2 separate regions of the Homo sapiens genome follow, and region 2 is linked to region 1. A link is a loop called in an ENCODE intact Hi-C map of the cell type or tissue named here. Cell type or tissue: ascending aorta. All regions are shown on one strand.

Region 1 (5,000 bases):
TTTAAGAAAAACTAAGCAAATGAATAAAAAAGGCAGTCATTAAAAACAAGAAAGGTAAACCTTGCACAAGAAAGAAACATATTATGGCTCAGTACTAAAGAGTAGTCATCAAATGAAAACACTGAACATATTTATCCAAAATTTGTGGGAGAACTACATTATAATATTTGTAAAATAATTACATTGTGATTTAAGGATGTAGAAAGAAGGCAGCCAAAGTTCTTATTTAACATGATAAAAATTTTAAAATAATGTCACAAATCGGTGAATAAAAAAATACTGAGAGGAGTTCGAAGCCAGAACTGCTTAAATATTTCCAAGTGGTTGCCACTGGGAAGAGATGGGGTTAAGGTGTTTCCTGTTTTTATTATGAGTCTTTTAACATATTCAGCTCTTAAAAATGTACACACACATTTCTTGGAGCACAAATAAAGAGTAGTAAATTAATTACCCAGTCAAATCAAGAAGCAGATGGCCAGGCACGGTGGCTCACGCCTGTAATCCTAGCACTTTGGGAGGCCAAGGCGGGCGGATTGCCTGAGCTGAAGAGTTCGAGACCAGCCTGGGCAACACCGTGAAACCCCGTCTCTACTAAAAAATACAAAAAATTAACCGGGCATGGCAGTGTGCGCCTGTGATCCCAGCTATTCCAGAGGCTGAGGCAGGAGAATGGCTTGAACCCGGGATGTGGAAGTTGCAGTGAGCAGAGATCCTGCCATTGCATTCCCGCCTGGGCGAGAGAGAGAGACTCTGTCTCAAAAACAAACAAACAAACAAAAACAAAAATTAGCTGGATTAGCCGGGCGTGGTGGGGCCTGAGGCAGGAGAATCGCTTGAATCCGGGTGGTAGAGGCTACAGTGAGCCGAGATCACGCCACTGCACTCCAGCCTGGAGACAGAGTGAAACTCTGTCTCGAAAAAAAAAAAAAAGTAGAAAAACAGAGACAAAGTAAAAGAAAAATTTAAAAATTAAGAGCAAAACTTACTGTAATAGGACCCCCCTCCCCAAAAAAGACCAAAACAAAACAACAAAAAAACCAAAACCAAATCTACATTTTTGAAAAGACTATGTACACATATACCTTATAGGAGTAATCAAGAAAAAAAGGCCTAGATAATTAGGTTCAAAAAAGAAAAAAATAACAATTACAGCAGTAAAATATTAAAAAGTGGTGATTTTAAAAATCACCATAGAAATTACTTACAGTGATAAAATAGCATGGGCAATTTTATGCCAATAAATTTGAAAAATTAGATTAAAAACAATTATCTAGGAAAGGTATCTAAAACAGAATACGAACTAAAAAACCTAATCAATGAGACTTTTTAAAAAATTGAGTCAGGGCCGGGTGCGGTGGCTCACGCTTGTAATCTCAGCGCTTTGGGAGGCCGAGGCAGGCTGATCACCTGAGGTCGGGAGTTCCAGACCAGCCTGACCAACATGGAGAAACCCCATCTCCACTAAAAATACAGAATTAGCTGGGCGTGGTGGCTCATGTCTGTAATCCCGGCAACTCACAAGACTGAGGCAGAAGAATCACTTGAACCCGGGAGGCGGAGGTTGCTGTGAGCCAAGATGGCGCCATTGCACTCCAGCCTGGGCAACAAAGAGCGAAACTCTGTCTCAAAAAAAAAAAAAAAAAAAATTGAGTCAGAAGTTAAATGCGTACTAAATATTTTAAGACCAAATAGCACCAAACTTTTGGAGGCGGGCGGGGGGCGGTGAGGGGTGGTGACCTGTTTTACAGAATAGAAGAGAGACTGTGCTGTCCAAATTATTCATGAAGCTTGTAAAATCTTGTTAGTATAACGGGCAAGGATAGTACACAAAAAGATTAAAACACAATCTTGTGAGCATAGGTGAAGTCAAAGGGAAACAGCCAATTGAATACACCAGAGTATTAAAGAAATAAAACCATATCGCATTCAACCACAGTATAAGGCAATAGGTGAAAAAAACGATGGCTGTGATTCAACTCATTACTAGGTTTAGAGATTCAAGAGAGGCTGCTGGACAGAGGCGTGCACCCTTTAGCCCTCCCGTGTTGCTTAGAGAAGGAGGCAAACGCGCATCCCCGGCCCCCCAGCGCTCCCTGCGTGGCACCCGCAGCCAGCCCGGGACCCCTCCGCCCCGCGCGCCCCTGGTCCCCACTCGCTCCCCGCGCTCCACTCGCACCCGGTAAGTAGCCCCTCCTCCCTCAAGGGCCTCTCCCACCGCCGCCTCCCGGGCAGGCTCCCTGCTGCTCAGACTCCCGTGAGGCGATCCCTGCACGCAGGAGAACTCAGCGGGCCAGGCTGATCCCACGAGGGACTTGTCCCGGGTGAACGAGCCACAGGCCCGCATGCTCACCCGTCCTCAGTGCCTGCCTCCAGGCGTCCGCGGTCCCGCCCGAGGGGGACGCGAGGCCGAACTACGTTTCCCAGGAGCTCCTGCGCCGCCCCGCAGAGGGGCCTGGTCTGTGCGTCACGGACGCGCTCTGGGCCGAAGGCCCGCAGGGTCCGGCACAGAGTGGCGGCTGCGGCGCCGGCGACGAATCGCCGGCTCTAGGGTCCCGGGGCGCGCGGCTGACGGGCTGGGGGCGGAGCGTGGCCTGAACGCCAGGCTGGGGCGCGTGCGTAACGGTGTGTGTTGTGGGTGCGTGTGCGTGCGTTCGCAGCAGGGGCGGGCGTAGGACCAATGGGGGCGGGGCGCGTGCGCGTGCGTGACGTCAGGCCACGGGGAGGTGGCGCCGCCGTGCCGAGCCGGCCTCAGACTCACCTCTGACGCCGCTCTTCGCGCTCCGCTGGTGAATGGAGTCGCGTTCTCTGTTTTGCTGTTGCTGCTGCCTTTGTGACGGGATCGCTTTCTCCCATCGAACCTTCTAGTTGCTTATTGCAGGTATATACGAAAGTGCTGAATTTTGTGTTTGCATCGTCATCAGGCGCGTGTTGAGCCCTTTAGTAATGTAGCAGTGTATTAGCTTCGTATTTCTAGGTAGACGGTAATTTCGTCAATGAAAAAATTTAACGGTGATCGTCACCCCTTGCCTCAGTCACTTTCTGTCCCTCGCGCGGCCCCGGCGTTCACGGCGGACGTTCTTGTTCTGTGGAGAATAACGGCTGCACCTGGAGATTGACGCAGAGTGGGCGGCGGTGGTGGTAAGTTTGAACCAGATATTTTCAGTAATACAAAATAAGGTTTCTTCTAGTCTAACTTCCATTTTTCCCCCCAGCTGGGATAGATGTTTAAAATTTTGCATATGGCCTTTCTAGTATTTGTTGAAATAGTGACGCCGATTCGTGTGTGGTCTTTTAAAAACAAATCCTGCATCTCTAGCTCTTAGCTTCCTCATCTTTGTTTTGTTTTTTAATCAGATAGATTAACTGAAGGCGTGTTTGTGTGGTTAATCTATTTTTTTTATTTTCAGAGACAGATCATAAGTTTAATTACTATATTTTTATTTTCCCTTGACACTAGATATATATACGCCATCTAACACATAATATGAGTGTCAAAGATAAGGTTAACATCAAGATTTCGTACGTAGATCCCACCCAAAGTGTATGCAGAAGGTGAACAATTTCAATTCCAGCTATACATTAATTGCAGAAAGATACTGTTAATTAAAAAAAAAAAAGTAAAAGGGAAGGCAGGATGTCACCCAGAATGCCAGCCAACAAGTGTTATTAGGTTAGAAATGACTGCAGTTAGGTCTCCGAGAACTGGATAGCACAAATCCTCCCTACCCTTTTGAAAATTACCTCCACACTAACTTTTCTCTTGTGACATAACTAATCTCTTCTGTTTTACTAAAATTGTCCCCCATCTTCCAAAGCCTCTTGGATGGTAAGTTGCACACGCTCCTGCCTCTTTTTGAAAGTTACATTTGTTTTTTGATTACTTCTCTCAGCATGCATTTCTTTAGCTCTTAGTATATGCTAGTCACAAGGGCAGAGATTTGAGATACACATCATAAATTAAATGAGAATTTCTGCTTATCAGTATTTTATATAAGCACTGTCTGGAAATTCTACTTAGGACAATATTTAAGTAGATATGAGGCTTACCTTCTGGAAAAGAGATTACAAAATTATCCTTGTTAATTAATTAACTAATTAAGTCCCCAAAATGAGAAGAGATTCAATTACTATCAATAATTTGTAGTAAAGTGACTGAAAAGGAAATATATAAGCTAATAGATTGATTGCCGTCCTCAACAAGTTAGCACATACTTTTATTTTTAAAAAGTCTTCACAATAGGAAGAAAATAATTTTAGCTAGAAATATATGTGAACTATATGAGAAAAACTTCAAAACCTTACTAGGCAATTCTTACTAGAAGAATAAAGGATGAGTAAGAATAAAAACAGTTCTGTTTATAGATTATATTCAATTGTCAAGAAAATCTGAGAATTTTTTTTTTTTTTTTTGAGATAGAGTTTTGTTCTTGTTGCCCATGCTGGAGTGCAATGGCTCGATCTTGGCTCACTGCAACCTCTGCCTCCTGGGTTCAAGCAATTCTCCTGCCTCAACCTCCCTAGTAGCTGGGATTACAGGCGCCAGCCACCATGCCCAGCTAATTAACATATGCCAGTCACAAGGGCAGAGATTTGAGATACACATCTTAAATTAACAAGAGCAACAAGAGCGAAACTCCGTCTCAAAAAAAAAGTATTTTAAGGAAAAAGAAATTTCTTATTGTTAATATCTCTGTTGTGCCTACAAGAGACTCTTTTACTTTCATCAGCAGTACTCTTTCTAGCATGTCTCATGTCAGCCAGGGCTTTTAATTCTTCTGGCTATGAAGCAAGGTTGGGACAAGATATGATATAGGCCACCTTTGTCTGTGTATGTGCCTCTTTGACTCGTAATGAACATCCAAGAGCATTATTTTTTCCTCTTTCCACACAATATCTCCTTGCTGACTGATCCTAACATTTCCTGTTCAAAATTTTATTATGAAGAATTTTGAGCATACAGCTAAATTAAAAGAAGTTTACAGTGAATACTTATAAACCTT
Region 2 (5,000 bases), 92 kb before region 1:
CCCAAATAGTTAAAGAAACCAGTGACTAACGAATTTTTTTTTTTTGAGATGGAGTCTCGCTCTTGTCGCCCAGGCTGGAGTGCAGTGGCGCGATGTCGGCTCGCTGCAATCTCCACCTCCCAGGTTCAAGCGATTCTCCTGCCTCAGCCTCCCGAGGAGCTGGGATTACAGGTGTGCACCACCACGCCCAGCTAATTTTTGTATTTTTAGTAGAGACAGGGTTTCACCATGTTGGCCAGGCTGGTCTCGAACTCCTGACCTCAGGTGATCTGCCCGCCTCGGCCTCCCAAAGTGCTAGGATTATAGGCGTGAGCCACCGCGTCCGGCTAACAGAAATTCTTGAGCTTACAGGATGGCAGATAAGAAACAGTTTGCTGAAACTCCGTTTGTAATATAATACAACTGGCTGAAATCAGTTGAAACCAATATAACCAAACGGAGTCCATGCAGAATGAGCTTGCTGATGTCGCAGCCTGAATTTCCACTGCACTTTTCACACTAACTCTACCTTAATTTGCACATGGGACCCAAGAAGAGGCTTGAAGAGACAACTGCACATGGTCGGGGACTTTCCAGACTTCCTTTTTCCTTCACCATTCACCTGTGAATCCCAGAATCCACCCTCTAAACCTTTTTTCACAATAGTGCTGCCTTAAGGGCAGCACAGAGAGATAGATTTGAACTAAACTCCTGTCACTTTGTTGGTCAACTCGCAATTAAGCTTTTCTTTTCTCAAACGCCTGGTGCCATAGTATTGGCTTCTGTGCACATCGGGCAATGAGGTCTTTTGCGTAGCAGTATTTGGATATCCGGTTTCCTCACGCTATTTATTGAAGCGACTGTCCTTTCCCCATCGTGTATTCTTGACACAAGATTAGTTGACTTGCCTAAGATTAGTTGACTGTATATGCATGGGGTTATTTCTGGTTTTTCTACGCTGTTCCACATTGGTCCATGCGTCTGTTTTTATGCTAGTACTTCACTGGTGAGTTCTACCTCTGGGAATAAATATAAGAATTCTCTAATCACTGGATGTTTGAAGCAATTCACTAAGCAACTCATTATGATGCTTTCTGGCAAAGGATCTCTGAATTTGTCTTCAAATTGTGGATAAAATTGGGTCAAATTTGGCCCATGTTGTCCTGGAGAATCATTTGTGTCACAAATTATCAAATTTATTAGTATAGAGCGGATTTTCATTCAATTTCCTATGTGTCTATGGTTATTTCTCTTTTTTCATCTCTCTCCTCCATCTCCCCGGCCCCATCTTGCTGTCATAAGCATCGTGACTTACCTATAATTCTCCCTACGACTCCAGTTATGGATCAACTTTACTTTTTTCTGTTAATTCTTACCTTCTTTCCATAAATATATTTAAATTTTTTCTGGTTTCCTCAACTGAAGTCAAACCAATTGAGTATTGGTGGGCCGGGCGCGGTGGCTCACGCCTGTAATCCTAGCACTTTGGGAGGCCAAGGCGGGCGGATTGCCTGAGCTCAGGAGTTCGCGACCAGCCTGGGCAACACGGTGACTCCCCGTCTCTACTAAAATACAAAAAAATTAGCCGGGCGTGGCGGCGGGCGCCTGTAGTCCCAGCTACTCGGGAGGCTGAGGCAGAAGAATGGCGTCAACCCGGGAGGCGGAGTTTGCAGTGAGCCGAGATCACGCCACTGCACTCCAGCCTGGGTGACAGAGCGAGACGCCGTCTCAAGAAAATATATATATATATTGGTGGATTCGGTTTCCCTTTATGTTTCTCAGAAAACCGTGTGAGCCCGTTTGGAGTCACTCCGTCTCCAAGCGACAGGCACTTCCGGACGCGGGGCACTGTGGGAAGTTGAGTTCGCGGGGCTCCTTCCTTCGCGCATGCGCACATGCACTCTTGGTAATGCTTGCAGGTGGCCCGTTCTTCCTCTTTGTCCTTCGCTGCCACGTGAGAGGGGAGTGTACGCGTGTGCGCGCGTGCGAGTGTGCGCGTGTGCAGTCCCCGACTCGTCCCGGCCCGTTCGGAGCCGCCCGGGAGCGCACAAAGGCCGACGGTTTGGGCGCGTGCGCGGGACACGGGGGACGGGCGGTGTCACGTGATCGCGAGGCCGCGGGCGCGCGGGCGCGACTCGGCGGCGGCGTCTTTTGTGAGTTCAGTGAGTTTATTGCGGGCCCGGCGCTGGGGGCTCCGGGAATGGCGGGGGAGGCGCGCGGGAGTGGCCGCGGGGAGCTTCGGCTTCAAGGCCCTGGGCGTCCGCGCGCGGATGCGGGTCTGGGGCGGGTTGGGGCTGGGCCGGGTCGTGAAGATGCCGTGGGCCGCGGAGCTGCGCGGATTCTGGGCTGTGGGGCGGGCACGGCCTTTCCGGAGGCGCCGCTCCTGGGCGTCCTTTCAGGCGGGCGTGGAGGCGCCAGCCTCGGGCGCGTTTAGCCTCGGGCGCGTTTAGCCTCGACCTCGGGCCAGCCCGCTTGCCGCGCCGTGGCCCTAAGGAGCGGCTGCCCTGCTGGACCGCATCCACCAGCAGCCTGGCTCTGCCGCTATCGAAGGAGGCTTTTAAAGCGCTGGGGTTACAGGTGTGAGCCACCATTCCTGGCCGTGTATTTTTTAATGGTTATATTTATTGACTGTTTTAAATTTTTTAAGTGACTTTTGCTTTTGGTATGGTGTAGCGAAATCTCCCCTCAAATTATACATATATTCATTCACCTGTGGTTTTTTTTTGTAGACATTCTTAGGGTTTCCATTATTTTAAAATTTAACCCACTGAAAGTAGTTGTATGAAATAGCTACGTTTATTTTCTTTCAAATATTCTTGTATTCATTAAATAATTTAATTTTACTGATGGCTTTGAAATGCTACATTTATTGCATGCTGACTCTTGCATATTTAGACAGTTTGCTTTTTTTCATCTGTATAACTTCTCTGGAGCCAGTGTCAAATGTTATAATGATTATAATTTGTATGTATTACAGTGGGCCTGTTCACACTCATTATTTTGTATTTCCAAAAGCATCCAGGCCCGGTGTGGTAGGGCATGCCTGTAGCCCCAGCTACTCTGTAGGTTGAGGTAGGAGGATCACTTGAGCCCAGGAGTTCAGGGCTGCAGTGAGCTATGGTTATGCCATTGCACTTCAGCCTGGACAACACAGTAAGACCCTGTCAAAAAAAAAAAAAAAGTGTCCGAATTGTTCTTGAACCTTTTTTCTTACACATAAACTTTAGAATTTTGAGATTCTGATTGGAGTCGATGAGTTATATAAATCATTTGAGGTCAAATTATCTTCACAATCTGAAGTCTTCCTATCCCAGAATAAAATCGAATTATAAATTTCTTTAATTCTATTTTTATAGTTCTCATTGGTGTTTTTAGTATGCTTCATATGGGTCTTGATATTCCTACATATTTTATGTATTTTGTCAATTATGAGTCGGATTTTATTTTTTTGTTATTTTATGTGAGTTGTTTATATCTTACAGAAATAAGGTTATTGACCTGGAAAGATGTTCTTCACATAATGGGAAAAAAACAAAAACAGCTTTTAAATATGACCATATGCTTCCATTGTATGAAAAATATCACAATAGTTTCCATCATCCTAAGAATGGTTACCTGTGGTGAGATCATAGATAATAGTTCTTATTTAGCTTGTGTATGTTTTTTATATTTTGCCATCATATATTACTTTTATAATAATAATTATAGCTAGTATATGTTTCGTATGACTGTGTGCCAGCTTTTGTTCTAAGATTTATGTATTATCACAATTTAAGGTATAAAGGAGTCATTTCTTGTATAACTGGGAGAAACTGCTGTGTGTTTCTGAGTTGGCACTGAAGTTTGAACCACAAAAAGGCATGAAAAAGAAAGTGCTGCTTGTTAGTGTGATACAGTTGAGGCAGGGCGTCCTTCATTTATATTTTTGTGGGAATTAGTGACTGAATGTGTGCATGGGAATAGGAGCTGACTCCAGGATTTATGTTGTGTGTGTTTGTGCATGTAGATATGCACAAATGACAATATGACTTTAGTATTCATGCTTTGAACATAGCAGGATAGAGAATTAACATTTGAATTTTGCTACTTACTAAATGTGCAATCACAGGCACATTTTACAATCACTCATTGTCCCAGTTTTCTCTCTGTAAAATGGAGATTATGTTAAACGCCTTATAGGGTTGTGCATGAGTTAAATTTAAAATGCTTAGTATATTGTCTCACATACAGAAAGCACTGGAATGTTAGCTGTAACTGTTATTACAAGGCCCCAGTCGCTTTCCTTTTAACACCTCATTTGTTTCTTAGACTCCCATTGTGAGGTCCACTTTATCTTCACCATTTTAGCAAGTACAGAAATTGAGGCTTTGAAGGCAAGAAAGGAGGGGGGAAAAACAGTAACCACAATAAACATTAAATGTATTCAATTTGTCAGTTAAAAGACACACTGTTGGTTTGGATTTTTTTTTTTTTTTTGAGATGGAGTTTCCCTTTTGTTGCACCAGGCTGGAGTACAATGGCACGGGCTGCAACATCCACCTCCCAGGTTCAAGCAACTCTTCTGCCTCAGCCTCCCAAGTAGCTGAGCTTACAGGTGCATGCCACCACGCCTGGTTTATTTTTGTATTTTTAGTAGAGATGGGGTTTCATCATGTTGGTCAGGCTGGTTGAACTCCTGACCTCAGGTGATCCATCTGCCTTGGCCTCCCAAAGTGCTGGAATTACAGGCGTAAGCCATCGCTCCTGGCCAATTTGGATTTTTTTTTTTTTAAACACCAATAAATTTGAGCTCTGAGCTGCTTATAAGGGACAAAGATAATGATGCTAAGATTTTTAGTGTAGTTGACCAGATGATAACATACCACGTAAATACCAAAAGAATGCTGAAGCCAGGTGTGGTGTTGTATGCCTATAATCCTAGCACTCTGGGAGGCTGAGGTGGGAGAATTGCTTGAGCCCAGGAGTTTGAGACTATCCTGGGCAGCATAGCGAGATCCTGTCTCTACAAAGAAAAAAAATAC

Evidence for each region. A loop is a pair of places that touch in the nucleus more often than their neighbours do. Peaks named below come from ENCODE experiments on the same cell type or tissue, not always from the same donor. Only the 100,000 strongest peaks of a DNase experiment are listed, where the experiment ranks them.
Region 2: a loop joins it to region 1, with 7 times the contacts of the local background. A loop is called at or near these places in 30 of 110 quality-filtered maps.

Annotation. Positions count from the first base shown.
Region 1 is chr12:133,127,877-133,132,876 of GRCh38, forward strand. It overlaps ZNF891 (zinc finger protein 891), which reads right to left and starts at 2,398. Exons shown (of 2, transcript NM_001277291.2): 1 at 2,351-2,398. ZNF10 (zinc finger protein 10) reads left to right here and starts at 2,751. Exons shown (of 5, transcript NM_015394.5): 1 at 2,751-2,878. RefSeq lists silencers at 2,014-2,193, 2,564-2,803 and enhancers at 2,854-3,133, 4,216-4,385. In ascending aorta, CTCF peaks have their summits at 2,166 and 2,380; a DNase peak (open chromatin) is centred at 2,495; H3K4me3 peaks cover 2,717 bases; H3K27ac peaks cover 2,400 bases.
Region 2 is chr12:133,035,414-133,040,413 of GRCh38, forward strand. ZNF84 (zinc finger protein 84) reads left to right here and starts at 2,096. Exons shown (of 5, transcript NM_001289971.2): 1 at 2,096-2,132. It overlaps ZNF84-DT (ZNF84 divergent transcript), which reads right to left and starts at 1,809. Exons shown (of 3, transcript NR_110091.1): 1 at 1,356-1,809. RefSeq lists an enhancer at 1,713-1,802 and a silencer at 2,023-2,202. In ascending aorta, no CTCF peak of the experiment used is centred here; a DNase peak (open chromatin) is centred at 1,938; H3K4me3 peaks cover 2,915 bases; H3K27ac peaks cover 1,464 bases.